2 separate regions of the Homo sapiens genome follow, and region 1 is linked to region 2. The links are chromatin contacts, found by Hi-C or POLR2A ChIA-PET in ENCODE. All regions are on one chromosome and are shown on one strand. Each heading gives the region's core, a stretch centred on a gene start or an enhancer-like site at or near the end of the contact. The rest is flanking DNA. Distances are from core to core; before and after follow the strand shown.

The links. Hi-C counts contacts between places; a loop is a spot of excess contacts on that map. ChIA-PET counts read pairs that join two places held with the same protein, here RNA polymerase II (POLR2A). Pooled maps may share reads with other maps.
Region 1: a pooled map shows a loop between it and region 2 (4-fold over the local background). The contact joins two enhancer-like sites. A Hi-C loop is called at or near these places in 14 of 168 maps with a recorded cell type or tissue (Right ventricle myocardium inferior, aorta, body of pancreas and 9 more), 1 of 37 single-sample maps with no recorded cell type and 10 of 50 pooled maps. POLR2A ChIA-PET finds 5 or more read pairs at or near these places in 10 of 52 experiments (A549, AG04449, GM12878 and 7 more).

The regions. Positions count from the first base shown.
Region 1 is chr15:89,138,301-89,145,116 of GRCh38, reverse strand. All of the region lies in intron 3 of ABHD2 (abhydrolase domain containing 2, acylglycerol lipase), which reads right to left. Among named protein-coding and RNA genes, the nearest start is that of ABHD2, 53 kb to the right of the region's middle. RefSeq lists enhancers at 4,556-5,055, 5,056-5,557. Within about 2 kb of position 1,341, at least 6 of the 41 ENCODE cell types and tissues checked have a DNase peak (open chromatin) inside an H3K27ac peak, as active enhancers do.
Region 2 is chr15:89,065,971-89,073,473 of GRCh38, reverse strand. CARMAL (coronary artery disease region linked MFGE8 regulatory lncRNA) reads right to left here. Exons shown (of 4, transcript NR_183882.1): 2 at 3,283-3,383. It also overlaps a transcript of ABHD2 not described here. Among named protein-coding and RNA genes, the nearest start is that of ABHD2, 19 kb to the left of the region's middle. RefSeq lists enhancers at 5,092-5,141, 5,192-5,241. Within about 2 kb of position 5,058, at least 4 of the 41 ENCODE cell types and tissues checked have a DNase peak (open chromatin) inside an H3K27ac peak, as active enhancers do.

The DNA of each region.
Region 1 (6,816 bases), core at 92-2,591, 75 kb before region 2:
GCCTGGCTAATTTCATATTTTTAGTAGAGATGGAGTTTCACCATGTTGGCCAGGCTGGTCTCAAACTCATGACCTCAAGTGATCTGCCTGCCTTGGCCTCCCAAAGTGCTGGGATTACAGGTGTGAGCCACTGTGCCCGGCCTACTGGAGTTGTTTTTTCAAGAAGACATCTAGGAAAGTAGAGTTTCTAAGACTCCTGGTCAATGATCTTTACTGGTCTTAAAGCACAGTAACACATTTTGAATTCATCACTTTGTCCCCACGACTTTTTTGAGGTAAAATACATATAACATTTTAAAGTCTACAATTCAGTAGCATTTAATACATTCAAAATATTGGGCACTCATCACCTCTATCTAGTTCCAGAATATTTCATCACTGCAAAAGGAAAGCCTGTATGCATGAAGCAGTCACTTCCCATTTTCTCCGTCTCCCATTCCCTGGCAACCACTAATCTGCTCTCTGTCTCTGTAGGTTGACATATTCTGTATATTTCTTATCAACAGAATTATCAACATGTGACCTTTTGTCTTGGGATTTTTCACTTAGCATAATGTTTTGAGAGTCATCCATGCTGCAACATGTTATCAGTAATTCATTCCTTTTTACGGCTGAATAGTATTTCATTGTATGAATATACCACATTTTGTTTATTTTTTCATCAGTTATAGACACTGAATGGTAGGCCCGGTGTGGTGGCTCACGCCTGTAACCCCAGCACTTTGGGAGGCCAAGGCAGGCAGATCACTTGAGGTCAGGAGTTTGAGACCAGCCTGGTCAACATGGTGAAACCCCATCCCTACTAAAAATACAAAATTAGCCAGGCATGGTGGCACACACCTGTAATTCCAGCTACTCGGGAGGCTGAGGCAGGAGAATTGCTTGAACCCAGGAGGCGGAGGTTGCAGTGAGCTGAGATTGTGCCACTACACTAAAGCCTGGGCGACAGAGTGAGACCGTATCTCAAAAAAAAAGAAAAAAGACATTGGATGGTTTCCAATTTTTGGCTATTGTGAATAGCACTGCTGTGAGCATTTATGTACAGGCTTTTGTTTGAACATCTGTTTTCAATTCTCTGGGTTGTGTCCCAGAAGTGGAATTTCTGGGTCATATGGCAATTCTATGTTTAACTTTTTGGGGATACTCCAAACTTTTTCCCACAGCAGCTGTACCATTTTATATTCCCAATCAGGAACATACAAGAGTCCCAATTTCTCCATATCCTCACCAACAGTTGCTGTTGTCCATTGAAAAGAAATTACTATAGCTATCCTAGTGGGTGTGAAGTGGCATCTCTTGGTGGTTTTGATGTGCATTTCCTTTATGACTAATGATCTTGAACATCCCCTTTTGACTTGAGGCCATTTCCTTCTACTCTATCTCTATTTTCATCTCTATGTCTAAAATTAATCACATTTTTTTTTTTTTGTTTTGAGATGGAGTTTTGCTCTTATTGCCCAGGCTGGAGTGCAATGGCGCAATCTCAGCTCGGTGCAATTTCGGCTCACTGCAACCTCCGCCTCCTGGGTTCAAGCGATTCTCCTGCCTAAGCCTCCCATGTAGCTGGGATTACAGGCATGCACCACTATGCCCAGCTAATTTTGTATTTTTAGTACAGACGGGGTTTCTCCATGTTGGTCAGGCTGGTCTTGAACTCCCGACCTCAGGTGATCCACCCGCCTCGGCCTCCCAAAGTGCTGGGATTACAGGCGTGAGCCACCGCACTTGGCCACACTTTTTTTAAAAAATGAATTAGTTGATAAATATATACTATCAGTCTCCTGTTTATCTCCCAGTGGTTCGTTCAAAGAATCAACTGATAATAAAACTGGCAATAGTTAAAACTGCATGTGGTAAATTGAATACTGGGATTGTCTAAAAATTGACAGAAGAATCTAGTTTTCATAAAAACATTTAGACCTGTAAAATTGAACTTAGAGAATTGGACTTGGTGGAACTAACAGCCGCAAGAGAACTTGCTATAGCAGAAGCTATGGTCATAATATATGACACGGACAAAAAAACGATTAATGACTCCAGTCTTTGTAGTAAATTTAAATGGAAAACAACCCTGATGAAGATAAAATTTAACTGTATTGTATTAAAAAAAAACTCATCATGGAATCGAATTGGCTCAGCAGACTTTGTTTTAGAAAATATTTTCCCAAAGAAAAATTCTTTAATGTTAGCCTAACTCTGATGAAAATATTTATATTCAAAATGTCACTGGGTTCAACCCCTCCTGCATTCAATGGGAACGCAGGAGGCTAGAATCCGACTGGTATTCCGTTCCTGCATGTTCCTCCTTCCCAGCCCAACCCAAGACAAGAGACTTGAGACCAATAAATGTGACGATATGAGCTGAAAAGTAAGGAACTGGGTGGAGAAGAAGATCCCAAATGTGGTGATGGCTCAGGGGCTGTGGAGGGGAAGGCTGGGCAGGCCACTTGCTGAGGAGCTCCGTGGGGGTCCTCTGAGTAGTCTGGCTTCTCCTCCTTAACAAGGCAAGAGTAAGGCTCATGATTTCACAGATTAAAAAGGAATGAGAGGAAATAGTTACCGTGCTCTAATTTAGCTGCAAGAACGAGATACATGCTAAGGCAAATGCCACTGGAATCTTACTACAGCAAAGAAATTATGTCACCCGGAGTGAAACCTGGGGCCTCTCCCTTTGCAACTTCAGAAACATTAAGGATGTCCCCCCAAGCTCTTTAACAAAGGAAGTCAAGGATGTTTGAGGTACTAATCTCAGTGGTTCTAGCATCAAGAATTTATTTACCTTTTTTCTTTGAACACGGCATAATAAATAAAACTGCTATTTTATTTATCTATACAGCACTTCATAGTTTTTCAAAGTCCTTTTTAAAATGATCTCATTTGCCTTCAATGACAATTTTGTGAAATGGGCAGATACTGTTAACCCCACTTTACCACAGGGATCCTGAGGCTAGGGAGTTCATGGCTTGGCCACATTCACACTGCTAGTCAAGAGCAGGGTTGAGACTTCAACTGGGGCCTTGGCCACTGCGTCCAGGGCTTATTTGGATGATAAAACAAACATGATAAGGACAGACAGATGCTTTCATTCTAGAGACTCCTATGAGTCTATTAGTCATCCTTTAAAAATATTAGTTATCTAGAACCAATGTGATGAGACCAAACATATCTGGAGTCGTCAACAGCCAACCTCTACCTTTAAAAATATATCAAATTAGCATGTATATATTCTGATGCTGGCCATTTTAAAGGTTATCTTGAACTAGGGGCTTTTCAGCAACACGGAGAACCCTGGTAGATATTCCTGATAGAAATCTGTTTATTGAGGAGCTGGTCAACGTGGGCTTCCAAGCCAGAAGCTGGCACTAAACAGGAGAAAGGGTAAAGAGACCAAGTTCTGGGGCTCAGGCAAGTACTAAACAACACTAGTCACAACAAAGGGGGATCACTCAGGAGTAACTCCCTCTTCCCCTCTTCCTGCTTTAACTTTTTTTTTTGAGACAGAGTTGCCCAGGCTGGAGTGCAGTGGCGTGATCTCTGCTCACTGCAGCCTCCATCTCCCGGGTTCAAGCGATTCTCGCACCTCAGCCTCCTGGGTAGCTGGGGTTACAGGCGCACGCCACCATGCCTGGCTAATTTTTGTATTTTTAGCAGAGATGGGATTTCACCATGTTGGCCAGGCTGGTCTTGAAGTCCTTACCTCAAGAGATCTGCCCACCTCGGCCTTCCAAAGTGCTGGGATTAACAGGTGTGAGCCACAGTGCCTGGCCGTTCTGTTTTTATAGTGGGGTCACATGTCGCCCGCAGCTTGGTTCTCAAGTTAAAAGGCGAAACTGTCAGGCTGGGTGTGGTGGCTCATGCCTGTAATCCCAGCAATTTGGGAGGCCAAGTGGGAGGACTGCTTGAGGCCAGGAGTTTGAGACCAGCCTGGGTGACATAGGAAGACCTCATCTATACCAAAAAATTAATTAATTAATTAATTAATTAGCTGGGTGTGGTGGCACATGCCTGTGGTCCCAGCTATTTGGGAGGCTGAGTTAAGAGGATCACTTGAGCCCAGGAGGTCAAGGCTGCAGTGAGTTATGATCGGGCCACTGCACTCCAGCATGGGTGACAGAGTAAGACTCTGTCCAACAAAAAAAAAAAAGTGAAACTAAACTATTAACTATAATAAAGTTATGCCCTGAGCATCCCTTAGTAACACACTGTCTCTGGGCAAAGGGAGCCAGGCAGTTCTCCCTCAGTGCCACGAAGATGGCTGGGGCTGTGGATAAGCACAGATGGCACTGGTGGCTTGAGGTTAAGGCCATGTTGTGAAACAAAGGAAATGGAAAACAAAAACACATCTTTAAACGTGAAGATACAGTAAGGTGCTCTCTCTCGCAGGAGAGACACACAGGCCCTGGTACCAGCAGAGGTGACGTGAGGCTCCCAGATCACACACAGGGGGGGCCTGTGCTCCTTTGAATGGAGAAGCTGGCAGAAGGGTCAGCACAAATAAGGTGGTGTGTGTATGTGTGTGTCTGTGTGTGTGTGGGGGTCTCTCTCTCAATCTGTAGAGTTGAATTTGCATAAGTTAAATGTACATATGTAACTCCATTATATATTAGAAAGCATATCAAGATAATAGCTAACTATATTGTAACGTTAAAAAAAAAGAAGAAATTCATCTTTAATTTATCACCTGCCTAAATTCCAAAGCATCAGGTACAAGAAGGAATTTCAAGCACAGAGAAGTGTTTTTGCTGGATTCTGTTGGGCAAACACAGCCACCTCCAGTATTTGCCTGGAACTTACTCTAGAGGTTTATTTAAAAGGTCATCCAGCAAAATGAATGGCTATCTTCTCCAGGGCTTGTGACCATAAAATGTCAGGTCCACAGGTCTTTCAGTAGAGCTTGAGGAAAAGAACTGCTAACATAGCACGTGAGTGGAAGCCTCACAAGTCCACAGGCTCTGACTGTTCCTAACACAGGCTGCTCAGCTCTACACACCGGCTGTGTCACTTTACACTCTGCCCTCAGACTCCCCTCTCTTTCTGCAAAACCCAAGTCCAAAGGGACTCTTCAGCCACTGAGGCAAAACGCAGAGGTGTTACATCATCCTGGGAAGCCCTCCCAAGAAGAAAACTCTCTCCATCAGGGCTACAGAGACCTGCTGCGTGGCTGCTCCAGACAACTGCACACTCAAATGGCTGGTGATGTCCTCTGCTGGCTGCGTGCTGAAACTCCGGTCAGATTCTAGTTAGGTGCCAAGACTGTTAGGAGACATAGGCTCGGGATGTTTCCTCAGTTTCCAGAGAGAATGCCCATCTTCACAGGCCCTCCACTCTGCTTACTTGAGTGCACACACTCAAGGGAAGAAAAGCAAATTTTTCATTTCAGAAAAAAATATTTGTCCACTGAGAAAAAAAGGTGACCTTTACTCTGACAAACAGATTTGTTTTCAGAGTGACAACATGGACTGAGGATGCCCAACTAGGAGTGTGCTGCTGGCACCTGGGGCCAAACCAAAGATGTTATCAGGTCCGAACCTGCCTCTACCTATATTTTATTTTGGCTCTTATATATTGATTTAATAAAATTCAACAAATACGAGTGCTGTGAGGCATACAGAGATTAGAGCCGGACACAGTGACCGCCCTGGTGGCATTCGTAATCTGAAGGTAGGATGCATGATGAATACACAGGCAGCTACTGTCACAGACAGGAGCGGTGGGCAATGGGGTCAGAGAGATAGAATAGGATGATACTATGGGGAGACAATCATGAGGCTGAGAAGTACCAATTTCACTTAGTGCATCATGGGGAGTACCAAGATCTCAGAGAGGAGAGATATTTCTGAGCACCAAATCTCTCCATCAGGAGCTGGGTGAGTCATGTCTCTAGTTTATTTATTTACTTATTTTTAGAGACAAGGTCTTACTCTGTCACCCAGGCTGGAGTGCAGTGGTACAACTACGGCTCACTGCAGCTTTAACCTCCCATGCTCAAGCAATCCTCCCATCTCAGCCGCCTGAGTAGCTGGGACCACAGGCACATGCCACCATGCCCAGTTAATTTTTTTTTGTAGAGACAGGGTCTTGCTATGTCGCCAGGGCTGGTCTTGATCTCCCGGGCTCAAGCAATCCTCCCACCTCAGCCTCCCACAGTGCTGGAATTATAGAAGTGAGCCATCCTGCCCGGCCTTCTAGCTTAATCTTCACAATTCTGAGCAATGGTGTCTTCCCCGTTTTAAAAATGAGGAAAAAAAAAGAAAAAAAAAAAGCTAGGATTAGAGGACAGGTCTCTGATTCAGTCCAAAGCGTTCCTTACTTTATCACACTCAAGACTCATCAACTCCCCCAACCAGAAGTTAAAATAACAGCTTTGTGCCTATTTTCTCCTGTCTGATCAACTGTCAAAATGTTCTATATTAAATAATGTTTCTTCAAATTGAAAACTGAATTTGTTGGAGCTTCTCTACAGTGGTCTTCACAGGTCTTTGAAAAAAAACATTTCTTTCGTTTTGCATGTTTCTCACAACTGTAACTGACTTCTTGTTAGAGGAGTTTTTTTCTGCAGAAGATACATCTGGGGGCTAATTAATTTGAATATTCACATTTAATTATCTCTAAGATAAGGCCAGAATGTTAACAAAATCATACTGAATATCTCCCCAAAGATCCAGGAGAGCGATGACAGTGAGAGCAAGAGAGGATGGAAGTGCTTCTAGAAAGGTGACAGGTGTTTGATTTGGGGATACATTTTTACCCTACTTTCATGGGTGAGAATAAACCCAGGAGGACAAGCATCAGTGGTGGGGGAAACACTGGGAGTGA
Region 2 (7,503 bases), core at 3,809-6,308:
AATACAAAAAAATTACCAGGCATGGTCGTGGGCACCTGTAATCCTAGCTACTTGGGAGGCTGAGGCAGGAGAATCGCTTGAACCTAGGAGGCGGAAGTTGCAGTGAGCCAAGATCGTACCACTGCACTCCAGCCTGGGCAACAGAGCAAGACTGTCTCAAAAACTACAGATTCCCCAGATATTCCACACAAGTTTCTAGCTAATCAGGTCTGAGCTCACACCTAGGTCCCTTTTTTAAAGCTCCCCATAAATCTGATGATAGATTAAGTTTAGCATTGCTCCACAATGCTGCTCTCTGTAGAAGTGGGAATTTTCTGAGTATATTCTTTGTCCCAGGCCCCTCAAAAAGTGCTTTCCTCACAACTAGGCTTGCTAGATTTAGCAAATGAAAATACAGAATGCCTAGTTAAATTTGAATTTCAGATAAAGAGCAAATACTTTTTTAGTATAAGTATGTCTCAAATATTGTGTGGGCTATACTTATAAAATTATTTTAAGTAGTGAAAACAGGTTTAGCAAACTTACTAGTTAAAAATTAAATTTTATTAATATGATCAATTTAAATTTAGGAAAAGTTTCTAAAATTATGTATTGTTTATCTGAATTTCAAATTTAGCTGAGCATTTTGTATTTTACTTGGCAGCTCTACTCACAAAAGTACTGAAGTTCCAAGGAGAAGCTTGGCATAACCATATTGAGGGCAAGAAGAGGCAGAACTTGTCAGACATCAATAAGAAATGGATGAATGGGTGAATACCAAAGATATCATGTAGAGCTGCCTCAGTCAGCTTAGGCTAAGTTATCCTGCAGTAACAAATGACCTTCTCAACTCAGTGGCTAAATAAACCCCAAACTTAACTTTCCCTTCCCTCCCCTCCCCTCTCCTTTTCTTCCCTCCCCTTCCCCTTCCTCTCCCCCTCCTGCTCATCCTTCCCCTTCCCCTCCCCCTCCTGCTCATCCTTCCCCTTCCCCTTCTCCTTCCCCTCCTTTCCTCTTTTGAGACCGAGTCTTGCTCTGTCACCCAGGCTGGAGAGCAGTGGCACAATCTCAGCTAACTGCAACTTCTGCCTCCTGGGTTCAAGTGATTCTTGTGCCTCAGACTCCCGAGTAGCTGGGACTACAGGCCCCCACCACCATGCCTGGCTAATTTTTGTATTTTTAGTAGAGACAGGGTTTCGCCATGTTGGTCAGGCTGGTCTCAAAATCCTGACCTCAAGTGATGCACCTGCCTCGGTCTCCCAGAGTTCTGGGATTACAGGCATGAGCCACTGCACCTGGCCCAAACATTTGTTTCTTATTTGCATTACATATCCATCGAGGTCAGCTATCTTCCTCCTCATTCTGTGACCAAGGCTCATAGGAGGTTTCTAACGGAGACATTTTTGTTCTCCTCAAAAAGGAAAAAAATAAAAGTGTGACATGACTCTTACAGCTTGGGTGACCAGCTATCCCAGTTTGCCCAGGACTGGGGGTTTCCTGGGACACAACACTTTAGTGTTAAAACCAGAATAGTCTTCGTCTTCAGGTAACTGAGGTTGGTCACCCTACAATAAAGCTTCTACCCGAAAGTGGCATGCACCACTTCCATTGGCCAAAAAAGTCATATGACCAAGTTTGTCATCAGGGAGTGAGCATTATAATCGTCCAGTATTGAGGGACCCTGTAGGATAAACATACCCAATAGCAATAACTTAAGCATACCCTTAGAATGACCCTGTATGGCAGACGCACCTGAGTGTGTGCTCTGAGCTAGGGAATCTGGGAGTGGCCAACCCAGAGATTCCTTCCTGTCTATGAGGAACATGTGAGCTCCACCCCACTCCCTTCCTGTCTGGTGGAATGTGGGCCGTATAAGGGATGGAGGCCATTTGTTTTAGGTTAAATGCAGGTTACCAGGTGAAGGTTGTTAAGGGGAGGGTTTTAAGTGAAAATACTGTATAAACTGCATGCTGTTTGCAAGTGGTTGCGTTTTTCCTGTCCAGTCTGCCACTGCTGGAGACTCTCCCCTGTATGTAAGCCCCAAATAAAACCCTATGTCTTTTTTTTTCTTTTGAGACGGGGTTTTGCTCTTGTTGCCCAGGCTGGAATGCAAAGGCACAATCTTGGCTCACTGCAACCTCCACCTCCCGGGTTCAAGCGGTTCTCCTGCCTCAGCCTCCCAAGTAGCTGGGATTATAGGCGCTTGACACCATGCCCAGCTAATTTTTTATATTTTTAGTAGAGATGGGGTTTCACCATGTTGGCCAGGCTGGTCTTGAACTCCTGACCTCAGGTGATCCACTCGCCTTGGCCTCCCAAAGTGCTGGGATCACAGGTGTGAGCCACCGTGCCCGGCCAAAACCCCATGTCTTATTTGCTACCTTTGGGTCTCTTCTTTGACCTCTTGAACCTGGTGCCTTCCCTACTGAGGTTAATTAGGGTTCAGCAAAACAGACCCATGGAGAGGAGCAATGAGTATTTAATAATGCAGTCTACCACAGAGAGCAAGCGGGGGGCACACTTCAGGAAGGCACACGCCTTCATTAGGAGGAAAATAGAAAAGGAAGGCCCTTCCGGACGGCAGAGCCAAAGGCCATGAAAGAGAATGGCATGAGGAACCCCCTTCCTCCAGGGGCAGGACTAAGACCTAATCTAGAAATATTCCCTATCCCCAGGATAGGGGGCCCCTTATGATGTCAGCCCAGTGGAATTTCAAGATGTCCATAGATCAATGATTACCCATATCTGCTGTCCACATGCTATTCTAGAGGCTTGCCCACTCCCTCATGCCTTGAACCTGTAAACACTGTGTAACCTTGACCAATATCATGTCTCTCATTCTTTCCTTTCTAAATAATGTTAGAAATGCAGAACCTCAGGCCTTCCCCCAGATCTGCTGAGTGTTTATTGAGATTACCCCATCCCTGTTCTTCTTTGGCCCATGGGGTATGTGGAGGGCTGATAACTAGACTTCTTAGTTCCGCATCTCCAGACCAAGAGGAAACCACATCCAGACCCAATGTAGGAACTACCATGAGATCTTGGACTTAATGTCTGATGCTTGTATTAGGGATGCAAATAATTGTGACAAGGAGGGATACTACGGTAGCTTGTGATACTATTTCAAAATATCTGTTGCCCCTCTAGGAGTGTTCCTTCCAGGTCGCTTTCTACATAGGGATTATATTTGTAACCCACTGAACTTAGGCTTAGCCATGTGACTTGCTTTGGCCAATAGAATGGGAGCAGAATGAACACATGTCACTTCTGAGGAGGAGTTTGAAGAAAAATCACATGGCTCACCATTGTCTCTTTTTCTTCTGCCTGGAGACTAGTAATGTTCCAGATAGAGCCTGCTCCTTCAGCCTGGATCCCAGAGCAGAGTTACAGCCAATCCACAACATCTGTATAGTATAAGTGAGAAATAACTGGAGTTATAAGCCACTGAGATTTTGGTGATGTTTGTTACCACAACACAACCAAGCCTACCCTTTCTTCATGATACAAGAGTAAATAGCAGGGCATGGTGGCTCATGCCTATAATCCCAGCACTTTGGGAGGTCGAGGCAGGTGGATCACTTGAGGCCAGGAGTTCAAGACTAACCTGGCCAACATGGTGAAACCCTGTCTCTACTAAAAATACAAAAATTAGCCATGCATGGTGGTACGCACCTGTAATCCCAGCTACTTGGGAGGCTGAGGCAGGAGAATCACTTGAACCTGGGAGGCAGAGGTTGCAGTAAGCTGAGATCATGCCACTGCACTCCAGCCTGGGTGACAGAGCAAGATTCCATCTCAAAAAAAAAAAAAAAAAAAAAAAGAGTAAATGAACAAGATGACAGGAGAATGCTTCTGTGTGATTCCATTTTTACAAAGTTTGCAAGCAGGCAAAACTAAACAATATATTATTTAGGAAAAAACCTGGAGTGGCAAAATTATAAAGAAAGCAAGAACATGAGTAACACAAAACTCACAAGGGTGGTTACTTTCGATCGAGGGTCAGAGAAACACAATTGGAGAGTTCTAAACTACTAAATTATATTTACTGTCTTGTGTGTGAATTTTACAACTTAAAGAAAAAGATTATGCCTGTAATCCCAGTTACTTGGAAGGCTGAAGTGGGAGAATCATTTGAGGCCAGGAGTTTGAGGCCAGCCTTGGAAAAATAGTGAGACCTCATCTTTAAAAAAATTTACTTAATTAGCCAGGCGTGGTTGTGCATGCCTATAGTTCCAGTTGCTCTAGAGACTGAGACAGGAGGATTGCTTGTGAGCCCAGGAGTTTGAGGCTGCAGTGAGCTATGATTGTGCCACTGTGCTCCAGCCTGGGCAACAGAGAGAGATCCTATCTCTTTAAAAAAAAAAAAAAAAAAGAAAAGAAAAGAAAAGAAAAAAAGAGCTTGCCAGACTGTTTTCCAAGTGACATACCAATATCTTCTGTCCATGTGCTGTTCTAGAAGCTTGCCTTTGGGAGGCTGAGGTGAGTGGATCACAAGGTCAGGAGTTCAAGACCAGCCTGGCCAATATGGTGAAACCCCATTTCTACTAAAAATACAAAAATTAGCAGGGTGTGGTGGCATGCGCCTGTAGTCCCAGCTACTCAGGAGGCTGAGGCAGGAGAATCACTTGAACCCGGGAGGTGGAGGTTGCAGTGAGCTAAGATCTAGTCACTGCACTCCAGCCTGGGCAACAGAGAGAGACTCCCTCTTGACAAAAAAAAAAAAAAAAAAAAAAAAAAAAAGAGGAAGCTTGCCCACTTCCTCATGCCTTGAACCTGGGAAAACTCTGTAACCTTGACCAATATCATATGATGCCATATGGTGCTCTGTGACTTCTGAGGCCAGGTCATAAAAATGCCATGCACTTGTGCTTTGCTTTCTCGGGACACCTTCCCTTGGACCCCAGTTACCAGCTAGTCTGATGAAGCCCAGCTAGCCCGTGTGGAGAGAACACATGGAGGGACCACGTGTAGGTGTTTGGGCTGAAAGCCCAGCTGAGGTTCCAGCCAAACCACCAGACATGTGGGTGAAGACGCCTCCGGATGACTCTAGCCCCCAATTGTTGAGTCATTCTCAGCTTTCAAGTCTTTCCAGCTGAGGTCTCAGACACCAGGGAGCAGAGGCTAGCCACCCCTGCTAGTTGCTGTCTAATTTCCTGACTCAAAGACTCTGTATGCAAAATAAAATGGTTGTTTTGTGCTACTTACATTAGGGGTGGTTTGTTATGTAGCAGTACATAACTGAAATCATTTATACATGCACACACACAGAGTTTGTGTGTGTGTGTGTGTGTGTGTGTGCACGCGCACATGTGTGTATGTATAAGAATTTCTCCCTTGGGCCCTATAAAAATAACATTAGATGGTTAGTTGCCCACAGAATGCTCTGTGGGAGACCCTGAGGGGTAGAAGTCCTGTAGGGGAGAAAAACAGAAAAAGACTATGAAGTCTAGGGTTTGGTCTTTGAGAAAGAAATTCTCCCTTCTTCTATGGTAAAGAAGAGGAAGGTGATTCAGTATTTGTGGCCAGAGAGTCCCACTAGACCGTTTCTTTCATGTGATCATTCACTGGTTTATTGAAGAATGAGTTCATTCATTACACAGTGGCTGATCATCTACAGGCATCAGGCTGTGAGTGGAGACCCCAATGTGTCATGGTACCTACCTCAAGGTTTGGACTCTCAGAGCCCAGAAGGAAAAGATGGAGAACAAGTGAATAGAGTTTGCTCCACAGAGTGTTAGGATAGTAGCAGGCAGGAGGTGCTGTAGAACTCCAGCCAGGTCTCACAGAAGACATCTGGGGTGTTCGAGAAAAGCTGAGTATTGGGAAAAAGGCTGAGGCAGGGCTTGCATGGCTGACATAATGTAAAACAGTCTTGGAACATGCCTGGGGTCCAGGGTCTAAAACCCCTCATGGCCTTTGGAACACCAAGCTCTGTGCCAAAGGGTGGAAACCTGCCCTGCCACACCACAATCTAAGCCCAGGGCATAAAACCCCTTGTGGCTTGGACAGAATCCAGGGCTCAGGGCTTAAAACTCCTTGTGGCCTCTGGAATGTGTCTAGACTTGCTGGCTTCTTGCTTCTAGCACTCCCAGGCTATTAGATCGATTGTAACTTAAACTAGAAGAACATGTTTCCCATTATCTCAAGTAGCAGAACATGTTCCATATGCTTCAAAGAAAATGCTAAACTGTCACAGTTGTAGATCATGTGCTTGATACACTGCTTTCTTTCAACCCCCACATCCTCACCACCTGCTTCTTTGTTTGATCACCAATAAATAGTGTGGGCTTCCAGAGCTCCGGGCCTTAGCAGCCTCCATACTAGCATTGGCCCCCTGATCCCACTTTATGCACTCTTGTCTTGTCTCATTCCTTTAACTCCACTGGACTTCGTAGCCCCCATGGCCTGGTGTTGGGTCTGATCACCCCAACATGGGGCCCCACCATCAATTCACATCTCCTTCCTCAACTGTATAGAATCTGGAGCAGAAAGAGCTGTGAATCTCAAGACTTTCTGCCGCTTGTTTATTCAGAGTCCAAACTCCCTAAGTATGGTGACCTCACAAGTATCCAGACACATTTTCCAGACTTCATGGCATCTGGAGAAAGGACGACTAACACAGCTGTGCCATGCCACTGTGCAATCAGGCACTCAGCTGCAGACACCAAAGGGAACTGTTTCACTACAGCTTGACTTGGCCTCTTGGCTGGCCCGTGGCTCTCTTGGCCTGCCGCAACAGGTACCCTTCACTGAAAAGGTATCTTGCTGAGCACAGGTTTCTGCCCAGCCCTCCTGCTGTGGCTTAAGACCTCCAGCACCTCCTATTTACTTGTGTGAGCAGGCAGCCATGTTCCTCCAGGCCTTGGGAAGGAAATATGATAGGAGAATGCCTTGGTGACAAGGATGCCCAAGGTATTGGGTTGAATTGTGTCCCCCCAAAATATATGTTCAAGTCCTAACCCCTGGTATCTGTGAATGTGACCTTATTTGGAAATAGGGTCTTTTGCAGATGTAATCAAGTTAAGATGAGGTCATACTGGATTAAGGTAGGCCCTAAGGCCAAAGACTGGTATCTTTATAAGAGAAAGGAGGAGGAGATTTGAATACGGAGAGATACACAGGGAAGAGGGCCAAGTGCAGATGCTGGAATGATGCATCTACAAACCAATACCACTAAGGATTGCCAGCAACTACCTGAAGAGAGGAGAGAGGCAAGAAAGGGATCCTCCTTCATACCCCTCAGAAGGAACCATGATTTTGAACTTCTAGCCTCCAGAACTGTGAGAGAACAAATTTCCGTTGTTTTAAGCCCCCAGGTTTGTGGTACTTTGTTACAGCAGATCTAGGAAACTCAGGGAAAAAATCCTAAATATTGCATAGCTTTCTCTTTCCAAAGAGAGGATATAGAGGAATGGTCACAAACACAAACATTTTAGTGATGCACACACCTGGTCCAAACTCTGAATCAATCATTCACTCGTTAATGTCTTTGGATGCATGATTGAACCCGAGTTTCCTTATGTG